Regions from separate parts of the Homo sapiens genome. Here regions 1 and 3 are each linked to region 2. Evidence: chromatin loops called from intact Hi-C (ENCODE). Cell type or tissue: PC-3. All regions are shown on one strand.

The links. A loop is a pair of places that touch in the nucleus more often than their neighbours do. Peaks named below come from ENCODE experiments on the same cell type or tissue, not always from the same donor. Only the 100,000 strongest peaks of a DNase experiment are listed, where the experiment ranks them.
Region 1: it touches region 2 in a loop (2.6-fold over the local background); 6 of 110 quality-filtered maps call a loop at or near these places.
Region 3: a loop joins it to region 2, with 3 times the contacts of the local background. A loop is called at or near these places in 6 of 110 quality-filtered maps.

What each region holds. Positions count from the first base shown.
Region 1 is chr14:68,082,838-68,086,837 of GRCh38, forward strand. All of the region lies in intron 7 of RAD51B (RAD51 paralog B), which reads left to right. Among named protein-coding and RNA genes, the nearest start is that of RAD51B, 270 kb to the left of the region's middle. RefSeq lists an enhancer at 3,421-3,971. In PC-3, a CTCF peak has its summit at 1,622 (motif pointing right); no DNase peak of the experiment used is centred here.
Region 2 is chr14:67,942,375-67,946,374 of GRCh38, forward strand. The region is part of intron 7 of RAD51B (RAD51 paralog B); the gene reads left to right. Among named protein-coding and RNA genes, the nearest start is that of RAD51B, 120 kb to the left of the region's middle. In PC-3, a CTCF peak has its summit at 1,685 (motif pointing right); a DNase peak (open chromatin) is centred at 1,707; H3K27ac peaks cover 772 bases.
Region 3 is chr14:68,361,890-68,365,889 of GRCh38, forward strand. All of the region lies in intron 8 of RAD51B (RAD51 paralog B), which reads left to right. Among named protein-coding and RNA genes, the nearest start is that of RAD51B-AS1, 320 kb to the right of the region's middle. RefSeq lists enhancers at 2,114-2,641, 2,642-3,170. In PC-3, a CTCF peak has its summit at 1,741 (motif pointing left); a DNase peak (open chromatin) is centred at 3,542; H3K27ac peaks cover 1,164 bases.

The sequences.
Region 1 (4,000 bases), 140 kb after region 2:
TAGTGCCAAGAACTGAGGTATTTATTGTGTTCTGACACATCTGAGGTATTTGCATATAGACATCTGGGTACATATGCACACTGCTGAACTGTCTAATAATAGTCTCTTTCCCCAGGACACTCTCCTAAGGTAAAACCTATATATTGGAATTCTTATGCTGTACATATATGCTGGATCACAACTCTTACTGTCAGACTAGAGAGTTTCAACTTTTAACCTGTGATTTCAGTTATTGTGACATATCCTATGTTTCAATTAGAAGAGACAAACTTTATTTGGTGAGATTCAAATAGCGTTCATGAAAACGGTATCTTTTAATAAAGTGAGGTTAAAAAAATGGGAACCACCTAAGATCTTAGAGTGAGAGGAGTAGAGATTATGAAAGCAGTTTTACTTTTTGATTTTAGGGTCTTTCTATATAATTTCAGCCTGTATCAGATAATTCCGTTTAGGACACAGCTGGTACATTTAATGATCACAAACTCTGAAGGTAGTAACTGGATGCAATAATCACACAACAAAGTCATTGAGTAGGTTTGTTGACTTATGTCAGATTACTCTAAATCTTGATGATATTGCCTGGAGCACAAAAAAGGAATATTGTCACAGCAAGCAATGGAGGTTTTGATACTCGATCACTGGAGTATTCTTTTCCCCTAAATTTTGCGCTCGTTGTATCATAACTGCTGGTTTCTTAGCCTACTCTGATGTTGTGCAGAAAATTGTACAATACTTAAAAACGTGATATCTAGGAAAGAAAATTAGTAGAAAAAAGCCATTAGAACTGATATATATTAGCATTGGTTTGGTGGTTACTTATTAAAGATAAAAATGGAGAATATTTCATATTTCTTGATAGAAAAAAAGTAAGTTGCCATTCATGCAAGTAAATCATATTAATTTAGGTTTTTGGCATTTTTTTTGTTTTCTGAGAGAAACATGAAGAGTTCTGCTTATTTATTTTTTATCTTGAGAATGGGAACACATTAACAAGTACAAGCGACAATAAAACTTACTCCATAACTACATTATGAACTATATTAACTTACTCTACAACTCGATAACCAACATTATGGTTGGTTAAATAAAGAGAGTGAAAAAGACAGAGAGGGAACGTGAGAAAGAAACAATCTTTTTGTTTCCCAAAGCTGTAAGAAGCAATGATAAGACATTGAGTGTGTACGTGTGTGCATGTTGGGGTATTTTAGTATTGTGTTTATTTTTGTTGGGAGTGAGCAGAAAATGAAGCCTTCAGTAAAGAAATTAATAAATCTTATTAGAACTTGTTGTAAATATTTTTTAAATTCCTAAAGTTGGAACACTAAGGCATTATTTAAACTTTATCTCTGTTTTTTAAAATCTGAGAAACCCATTAACTTTTACCCTAGAAAATGGAAAGTGTCATATCTCATTTTACAGAGGAAGTTAACAGGTTTATTGTCTTGTTGTAACATCCTAATCCTGTGACATTTTGAAATAGTGCTTTTGGTAGTGCCTTGTTTTTGAAACTATAGACCTCTGGGGCACTATGGACATTTTGTACTAGATAATTCCTTGTCACTGGGGGCTGTTCTGTACATTGTAGGATATTTAGCAGCATCTCTGACTTCTACCCACTAGATGCCAGTAGCAGCACTCCCTTGGGGGACAAAATTGTCCCCAGTTCAGAACAACTGCTGTGGACATACATGGTGGTCCTACACAACTGGAGTTTAAATATGGATCCTGAACAGCTTTCATCAGTCTGATGCACTTCCCCAATATTTGTAATCATGAGGAGCAGAGCAAAACAAAGGCATAAATGTTGGGGTAATATTTTGTTTTCCAAAGACCACTGCTCAATTTGGGGGAAATTTTTGAAGAAACAGCAAAGGTAACCCTTGGAGTCTGGATTGGTTGGTTGGTTGATTGATTCATTCATTCAACAAAAATATATTGAACCCCTGCTATATATATGCCTGCCTCAATACTGATGACTTGTACGCTGCTGTGTGTGTCTTATGGCAGTATGTTAAAAAAAATCCGTGGATAATAAGTCTGATGGTAGACCAGTTAAGAAGCTGCTAGCTATAACATTGGTGAGAAATGATGGTTGCCTGGGTTTTGGTAGTGACAGTGGAATTATAAGAAATTTTATACAGAGATATTTAGAAGGTAAAACATTAGGATTTGGTGATTAACTGGAGAAAGGAAGGCGTCAAGAATAATTTCCAGGCTTTCATTAAGATGAGGACTAGAGTAGGAAAAACTGTCCTTTCTTTTGGAATAGGAGCAGATAATTGACTTCAGCTTTTGACATTTCCAATTGGAGCTGCCTTTGAGACATCCACAAGGAAGAGTTAGACAGTGAACTTGGGAAATAAATGGATTGTGTCTGTTTTGTTCCTTATTGTACCTCCTGTTCTTTAGACAGTGTCTGCATTTCTAGAGACACAGAGAGATTTAGGCTGGATGTATAGATTGGGTGTTCTTCAGGGTATATAGCTAGTTTAATTGAAATCAAGGAAGTAGATAACATTATCCAAGGAGAATGCATAGAGAAGAGGGCCTAGTATAGCAACCTTATGAGCAGCTTTTTCAAGGGACTGAAGAGAGGAGGGACTGGAGAAGTATGAGGAAAATCAGGAGTGTATAGTTAAGGAAGCCAAAGGAAGAGAGAGTTTGAAAAAGAAGGGAGTGTTTTATGGTTCTGAATTCAGCTAAGAGTTCAAGTAAAATACAAAAAGATTGTTTAAATTAAAAAAGCCATTGGATTTTGTAACTAAAAAGCATCAGTGGCCTTTTAGAAGCCTTTTTGGTAGTCTGGTAGTTTCAGGAGTTCAGTAAATTTGGTTAAAGAGTTAAGTGGGAGGTGATTGGATAGGATCATGGGAGGTGGGAGGTCATACTTTCATGCATTCTGGCTACAAAGAAGAGACTGAAGATGGTATGTGAAGGTGGTATTGAAATGGGAAAAGTTCCCTTGTCCCCCTTGCAGGGCGTGCCACAGTGGGGAGTGGCTCGCTTCTTCAGTGTCCTGCTGCTCAAACCTCTAGGGGAGGCTAGATGGGCAGGCTGTAGGGCTCTGACCCCATGGCAGCGTCTAGGGGTGAATGTTTACAGCTGAAGCCCCAGTGGGCGTGTGTCACAGAGTGCTCTTTTAGTTTTGCCGTCTGTAGGCGGCTTCTGTTAGCTCAGTTAGACTCCCTTCCTTATCTCAAGGACAGAGGGCTTTCTGTATCCTGGAGTTCTTGCCTTGGTGTAATGGAATAATTGAATCACTCGTGGGCTTGGAGAATGAGCGCAAGGTTTTGAGTGGAGGTAGCTCTCAGCAGATGGGGGAAGCCAGAAGGGGAATGGAGTGGGAAGTTTTTCCCCTGGAGTTGGGCCGCCCAGAGGCCGGGGCTCTCCAACGACTGCCCCAGCCAAACTCCGCGTTGTTGGCTTGCCGGTGTGCTGGTGCCTATTAGTGCGTTCCTCTCGCTGTCCAGCTGCCCGTGTGTTCCTCGGCTCGTGTGCTCCTCTCAACGTCCAGCCACCATGTGTCCGCCTGCTAGGGTCTCGGGGTTTTTATAGGCACAGGATGGGGGGCGTGATGGGCCAGGGCTGTATTGGGAAATACAACATTTGGGCACCAAGGCAGAAGTGCCTATACTCACCTAGGCCTGTGGGCCCAGGTCTGGGGGTAGAGCCCTCGCCAGGGACCACGCGCTCCCCTTCCCATCACTTCCCTGCCCCCTTTCTGTATGGGATGCAGGGAGGGCATGTGGGCTTGAGTATATTTAAATGCTGATAAGGAGTCAAGGATAGAGGTTGATACGAGAGTGGAGAAAATGGGGCAACTTGAGATGGGATGAATCCAAAGCACAGGGAGAATTAATCTTAGGATGGATACCCTCCAAAGTCAAGGGATGTTATTGGTGATGAGAAAGGCATATTCTGTTAGGATTAATTTCTAATATTGGGGGCTTCTTGAGGGAATAATACTTCTGGGGTTTCCTGAAAGTTCAGAATGGCAGGC
Region 2 (4,000 bases):
GTCCTATTATGGAAATCACAATGTAGCAGAGAATAGCTTGACTTCAGCTAGAGAGAGGTTAATGATAGGAACCCTAAGGATTGATACCAAGATCATGCTTGTTTAGTGTTTTAATGACTCCAGAAGGAAATGGTGAAATCTGCTGATGACACCAAATTGTTTTTGCTGATCCAAACAAGGATTTCTGGGAAGCTTCTTCAGAGTATTTGGAATAGTAGAAGAATTGAGAAATATGGTGGCAGACACACTGAACTTAAAGTGAAGGTTTACGTGAAGTAGCAGGAGTAACGTCAATACGTTGAAGTTACAAAGCCTGCCAAATCTTCCAAAAGGAAGATTACGGAGTCTATAGTTTCATGAAAGGAAGACTTAAGACAAAGAACATTTATACATATAGCAAATGAAAACTATTATGGGAATAGTTGCAATTATAAAGTTCAGTGACTTAAAAATATGATGTCTGAATTTCTTTTTAAATGTCAGCAGTAGTATATCTAAATAGGTGTTGTTTCTCTCGAAATGGTCATAGAAGATTATATACCCATTTTATGCATGCTCCTTTCTTGGTACGTTCTTTTGTCAGTTTTCTGTGGTGGCAGGTCTTTATTTTGCAGGCTGTTTTGAATTTTGAAACAGTCAACTGTCACTTAAAGCCAAGTGTGATAAATAAGATGGGTGGTCAAACTAAGTAATAGATTTAAATATATTAAATATATTAAATGAAATATAAAGTAGTAAAACTTATTTTCTTTTATTGCTTTCAAAAGTGATTCTAAAGGACATTACCAATGAGAAATTGCAAAAATGTTTGTGTACTAATAGTGTTAGATTAAGTTCTTGGTTGATAGATTTCACAAACATCACTTATTTAGATATGTAAGTTACAGGGCTTGTACTAATACACATTTTATTATATTGGAGACAAACCATGTTTATAAGTGACCTTTTTAAAATGTTTTCTTTATGCTCCCTAAATATACACTTAGGGAGGAAGAAGGAGGTTTTGAATTAACTGGAGATTTCCCTAATGTGTTGAATTTTTCTGACTAAAGCCTACATTTTTGTAAAGAAAAAGACCCTGTGGGATAAAAAATACGATAGGCACTATCACAGGAGCTGTGGGCTGGCCATCTATATCCATCCATCTATCTATTATTCCACCCATCCCTCCATCCATCCATCCATTTATTTAATTAAGTTATTTTTAACGGTTGGCTCTGGAGTTGACATTCATTTATTTTAAAAGAACAGTGAATCATAGCTCTTTTCCTCAAGATGCTTGCTTTTATTTGCATGGTGGCATATTGATTAAGTACTCAGAACACTATTTGACATATGGTAAGCCCTCAATAAAAGTTTGTTATTATTATGACTGTACTTCTCCCCTCTAATGTATAGAGGTAAACATTTTGGTTCCTATTGTGACACGTGGGTTATAATGAGTTAGGGCCTACTTAAGAAGAAAGTGGAAAGAAAGCGGGTAAAATTGTTGCTCAGATACTAGCATGTGGGTGGAGATATAGATATAGATATAGGTATAGATATAGATAGTGTAGGTATTTACATCTAAGTATATTGTATAAAGTGACGGATTCTGAATTTGCTACATTTCTCATTTCTTCAGCACTCTGGGATAAAACCAGCAAAAATGATGTGATCTGAACAGACACAGTAGATGGCGCTGTAGGACTTAGTTTTTAAAGAAAACAGTACAGCCAGGGGGAGTGGGGGCATGGAGTGGGAAGAAAACTAAAGCACATTTTAATGGGCTCTTTTGTACCACCAAGACAATTTCATCTTAGAGTACGTGCCTCTAAGAAGTAAAGATTTTTTTTTTTTTTTTTTTTTGACAGAGCTGGAGAATAATTTTAGGAAAACTAAATCTCCCTGTTGCTATGTTTGTGCCAGCTTTGTCACTTGGAAAGTATTAGTTGTTTTAAGCCACAAATATATAAGGAAGTTATTTTCTTTCAAAACATTGCCTTATTTATGAGGGTTTTGTTTGTTTGTTTTAGCTGTCTTTGTCTCTGTATTTTAATATTTTTGCTCCTAGCTTTTTTGGCCCTTTGTTGTTTCATAAAAACGTGGTTGTAAAGTTAATTTGAACCATATCAATATGACTATAATGTCATATTTTAAAATTCAGCTATATTTTAATAGGCCTTAAAAATACAGGTTTACATTAAAGAGTAACATAGTGTTTTTGATACTACCGTAGTGTGTTTATGTACTTGATCTTATTTAATCTTAGTACTAATTGTATGAATTTTATTATTCACTTTTCTAGGTAAATAAACTATATCAGAGATACTTAGTAACTTGCCAAGCTCACATACCTAGTGGTTGAACTAGTAGTTGCTGCAAGAGTTTCGCCAGCATATTAAAGTTGTATTTTTTGAGCACTTACTGTGTGCCAGGCAAGCTAACCACTGGAAATACTATAGTGTCCAAAGCTGACCTGGACCCTGCCCTTATGGACCTTACAGTTATTAGATACCCCACAGACATTTTTTGAAATCTGCTGGATTGAGAGTGGGTCATGAAGATGAATTTGAATCATTGTGATTGTTGGATAAGCCAGAGAGCCCTTTCACCAAAAAGAAAGTAAGAATCATACCTACCTTGAATATATTACTGTATTAAAATATTTGTTTTAGTTGTACTCCCTGTAGCCAAGGGAAAGGCAAGACCTCCTTTGGCTACAATGAGTAACTAAACTGTCTTCTAGATAAGAATCAGGAAGAGTAAGGAAAATCTGGCTATACTATAATGTCAAAATTTTCCACTGATTAAATGGTATTAAAATATCTAAAGCAAGAAGGTGTTAGTTAGCAGTGGAAGTCTGAGAGATTAATGTGGTTTGTGTACAGCCTAAGACCATGTTAACTTCTAATTGGCTTCTCTAGTGCCATTTGGTGAGATCTTTTAGAGTACAGCCAGCTTAGTGATACCCCAAATTGCCAAGTACCCCTTTCATCTTGGGACATTAATTGTCAAAAATCTTTGAATTGATTTTTCTTCAGAAAGCTTCACTTTATTATTTTCACACAATACCAAGTTCTCATGATATTTATGGGTATGTGATTGGTGAGAAAACAGACCAAGAGTTGTTTTTTGTTTGTTTGTTTTTTGTGACGAAGTGTTGCTTTGTCGCCCAGACTGGAGTGCAGTGGCGCAATCTCTCCTCCCGGGTTCAAGCGATTCTCGTGCCTCAGCCTCCCGAGTAGCTGGGATTACAGGCACACGCCACCACGCCCAGCTAATTTTTGTATTTTTAGTAGAGATGGGGTTTCGTCATGTTGGCCAGGCTGGTTTCGAACTCCTGACCTCAGTTGATCCACCCGCCTCAGCCTCCCAAAGTGCTGGGATTACAGGCATGAGCTACCATGCCCAGCCCAGACCAAGAGTTTTAAATTGAGGTCCATGATTGGGTTTCAGTAAGTGTATGGAATGTCTAAAATTATATAAAATTTTATGTGTATGTACTTAGAATTATTCTGGGAAGAAAGTCCATAGTCTGCACAAATTTCTCAGTGAGTTTCATAACCCTTAAAAGGTTAAAAGTGGTTGTAACTAGACTTTATCAAAAGGGGTGTTCAAAAGTCACTCCAGTTCAGGATTGTGGAAAGATAACTGTCTTCTCAAATAGGCATCTTAGAGGAAGGGCTGTTTGGGTTCCTTTTAAGAACTGTAATCTTGAGATGTGGAGTGAATTTGGGATTTGAAAATCCCAAAATAGAGTTTTGGAACTCTCAGCTCTTAGTGATATATTCTGTTTTGAAATGAGGGATACCTTTCGGGGAATTTGAAAATACTTTTTTCTAATTCAACTTTTAATCAGATAAATGATTATTTTTGAAAAATGAAATAGAAAGTAATAGGAAAGGGGGAAAAGTTGTTATGTCTCTTCGTGGAATAAATAGCTAAAGAAATTAATTTCTAAATTTTAAATTTCATCCCTGGTTAAAATAGTTCCTCTTTTTTGTTGTTGTTGTTGTTG
Region 3 (4,000 bases), 420 kb after region 2:
GGTCTCAAACTCCTGACCTCAAGCGATCCTCCCACCTCAGCCTCCCAAAGTGCTAGGATTACAGGCATGAACCACTGCACCTGGCCCCTTGAAGTCTTTATAGTCGCCCCAAAGAAATTAGGCTAAACTTAAGAAGTCACTGCTTCTGTAGATCTAAGGTGGCTGAATATCGGCCACAGCATACAGTTCAAACTAATGCAGTGTATCTATTAAAGGTTATAAGAAGATACCTACAAACTTCCCTCATGGGATTGTTGTGAGAATTAAATACATATAATACATATAAAGGACCTCTAGTGCCTAACACATTGTGAGCTCTCAAAAAAATATAAATGTTAGCTCTTGTCATTATTTTTGTTAATCCTTGACTGGGGTACTAAAATTCCTAAAAGAGAGTAAGCCAAGAAAAATATGTTAATTATTACAGCAACTAATATTTATTACTATGCATCAAGCCATTTTTGTAAGGATTTTTCATATATTAATTCATTATTAACTAATTTTCATAGCAATCTGATGATGTAAGTGTTAGCCCCATTTTACAGATAAGAAGGTGAGGACAGAGAGGCGAAGTTGGGGAGCTTGGGATCAAGTTTCTGGTTCTAGAACCTACGTTCTTTCATAACCATCACTGCTCTGAAAAAGAGTAAGCACCAGACCTGAAAGAAACATAACAGAGGCCGGGCGCAGTGGCTCACACCTGTAATCCCAACACTTTGGGAGGCCAAGGTGGGCGGATCACGAGATCAGGAGATCGAGACCATCCTGGCTAACAGGGTGAAACCCCGTCTCTACTAAAAATACAAAAAATTAGCCGGGCATGGTGGTGGGCGCCTGTAGTCCCAGCTACTCAGGAGGCTGAGGCAAGAGAATTGCTTGAACCCAGGAGGCAGAGGTTGCAGTGAGCTGAGATTGTGCCGCTGCACTCCAGCCTGGGTGACAGAGTGAGATTCCGTCTCAAAAAAAAAATTAAAAAAAAAAAGAAACGAACAGAAATGTTGTTAGCTCCTTCTCACTTTTATCTCTAGTTTGAATGAGTGTGTTTGTGAAAGGCAAATGCCTCTGGGGTTCTTGCACAGTCCTGGGCACCACTGGGAGGAGAGAGGGCAACCTAGAGACATTTGTGTTCCTGGTAAACAACTGAAAATAGGCGGAGCCTTTGTGCACTGAACCCAGCTACTTTCAAATCGCAGTACTTCCCAATTGCAAACTTGGTGCAAAAAAACCTACATTGCCACAGTTGAGACTTTCATGAGGAAAGATTTTGGGTACAAGATAGTTTTTCATACCGCTTTGCTTACCCCTGAGACTGCAAAGTACCATGTCTCCTTGTTTTATAGAAGCCAAAACAAATTCTATCGATAAACAGAATTTTTGAAACTCTGGTATTTTCAGAAATTTGTACTGTGCATAAAGTAATGGTTTGGTGAATTAACATAGGTGATTAAACAATAAAGTGATGCATACCCATTTCCATAGAAAATATATGCATATATAAAAGGAATTTTACAGATAAACTGTATGATATATCTGTTAATATATCATGTTTTATTTTCAGTGTTTTTGTGTATTCTCAGTGTCCGCCAGTATGGAGACAGGCTCATCTCCAGGTGTGCAGGCTCTGAGTGAAGGGGGCCTCCTCATTGGAGTGTGCAGGGGCCTCCTCATTGGAGTGTGCAGGGCTCTCCTGCGGCGGCGCCCACTCTGTGTCCTTCTTCCCTGTTTTTGTTTGCCACCTTGTGGTTAACATAGCTCTGTGGCTCAAGGAGGAGGGTTGGGCCGGTATCATCTCTGAAGGTAAAATGCATACATGCGATGCTGTAACACAGTCTTTCTCCCGGCGGGGAGTGGGAGTGTGTGTGCACACGCGTGTGTGGGTGCAGTGAAGGTGGAGTTGCCCACTTAGTGAGACTCAGAGTCTACCCTCAACCACTGTGCTTCTGTGTGCTCCCGTGTAGGCTGGAAGTCGTATCAGCCGCTCCATTGCACAGAGATTGCAGAGAAGGGGCCACATCGGTCAGTGTTAGCGTCCACAGGAGGAAGTTGTGTGGTGGGAAGGCCGCTTCTGGCTGGACTGCAGGCTTGTTTGCCCACACGCGCCCCAGTGAGAGCGAGGCCTCCACGGGCTTCCTTCTCCAGTGCGGGGAGTGTGTGGCGAAGGAAGTATCTGCTGCTGAGCTCAGCTTTGCTTCGCCATGTTCCTTCCCGATCCGCTCATCCTAACCCTCTCTCCTTCCGCCTCCATCCTCCCTGCTCTCCGATTGCCCCAGTGTGTGTGTCCCCTTCCCCAGCCACCCCTCTGATCCCTGACTACCCTCTTCTCCCTCCCTCCCTCTGCGCCCACTCCTCATCGCGGGCCTCAGGGGAGCCCTGTCTCCACTCAAGACACCCGTGAAACAGAGGGAGACACTAGCAGTCAGCGGGCACTTTGTGGGGAGGGCCAATTTAGAGGACAGATTGACCAGGGCGAGCAGCAGGATATCTAGAAAGACGCTTTGCTTCTAAGGAGCGGGAGCCTAATCCCGTTACAGGCTGGAGGGAGACTCCTGGGGCCGGCAAGCCTCCTTCCCGCTGTGCCTGGAGGGATATCATTGGAGGACCGCCGGGCGCGGTGGAGGGCTCCACTCGCCAGCAGCCCCCTCCCCCAGCCCCTTCCACTCTCTTTTCTTTTGCAGTGACACATACTGCAGTGCCTCTGAGGTCATTTGTTTCCCACAGCCTCACAGGGCGCTGTGGCAACAAGGGGGACAATGATCTCTCACAGGAATGATGGGAGGCCTTGTTTTGCCTTAAATAAGCCCCTTCAAGGGAGCAGTAAGGTCTGTTGTGTGTGTGGTTTGTTTTTTCAGAAAATCCTCTTGCACGTAGTTCCAGTGTGAAGTACTCTGGCAACTTCAATTGAAGACATAAAGAATCTTATGTGTGTGTGTGAGGGTTTAATTTTATTTTTATTGCTGCTTTGAGACCAGGATTGTGTTTTCCCTTCTGCCAGTTACCCTTTTCCCGCTCAAGCTCCCTGGACCTCCGCATTCTTTCAATAGTTTTAGGGCAGGAATTGGCAGGTGTTAGGGGCAGAGAGACGCCCATGTCTGGGTGCTGGCTTCTGACTGCCCTTAGCTTTGGTGAGGGAGTGAAGGTTAGCGTGGCAGGAATGTAGTGCTCCTACACATTTCTCATCCTATCCTGGGTCTGAGGAAAGCACAGGGCACTGGGTGGCTAGGGCTGGGATTCACAACAAAGTGACAGTGGAGGCTGAGGGAGACGTACTTTATGGGCCACCTCGGAATAGATCATCAGCTTTAACGCCAGAGCTTCAGAGGCATGTGCAGAAAGAAAAAGGCCTGTAAGTAGAATAAAGAGGAGGCAGGTTCTGTGTCTGATTCGGCTGTCCGGTGAGGAAAGATGTGAAGTGATCTCTACCCACACCCTGGTAACACCACTGGAAGACAAAGAACTGTCCTGTTTGTCTTACTGCTCTGTCCTATGTTTTAAAGTCTTCAAGCTGCTGAAGGCAGTCCCACCTCAGAGCTTACATGCGTAAACATTATTATCTGTAAAGGCTTCCTATTTGATGAATCATGGTGTATCATACAATCTAGATATTTCATCTGGAGAAACTGAGATGAGGCAGATTAAAGTCTTTTCCAAAACCACATGAGGAATTAATTTCAAAGCTTGAGATTAAAACCTACATCTTGTAGTTTCAGATTATTAACTTACCAGTGTGATCTACAAGTTCTTTCTCCATGTTCTAAAAAACAAATTTTTTAAGGCAATCAAGACATTTTCATTCTCTCATGTGAGCAGTATGTATCAGAAAAATTCATCTGTATAAACTGTATGGCAGTCTAAATTATATTTTTAACCTGTCTTTTCTTTTTTTACTTTTTATAAATCATATCTTCCACTGTTTACAAATTTTGTTATGTCTTTCACATATCAGACTCAAAAACAGTTGGCTTTATGATTGGGCCACTAGAAGAAATATAATATTTTTTCA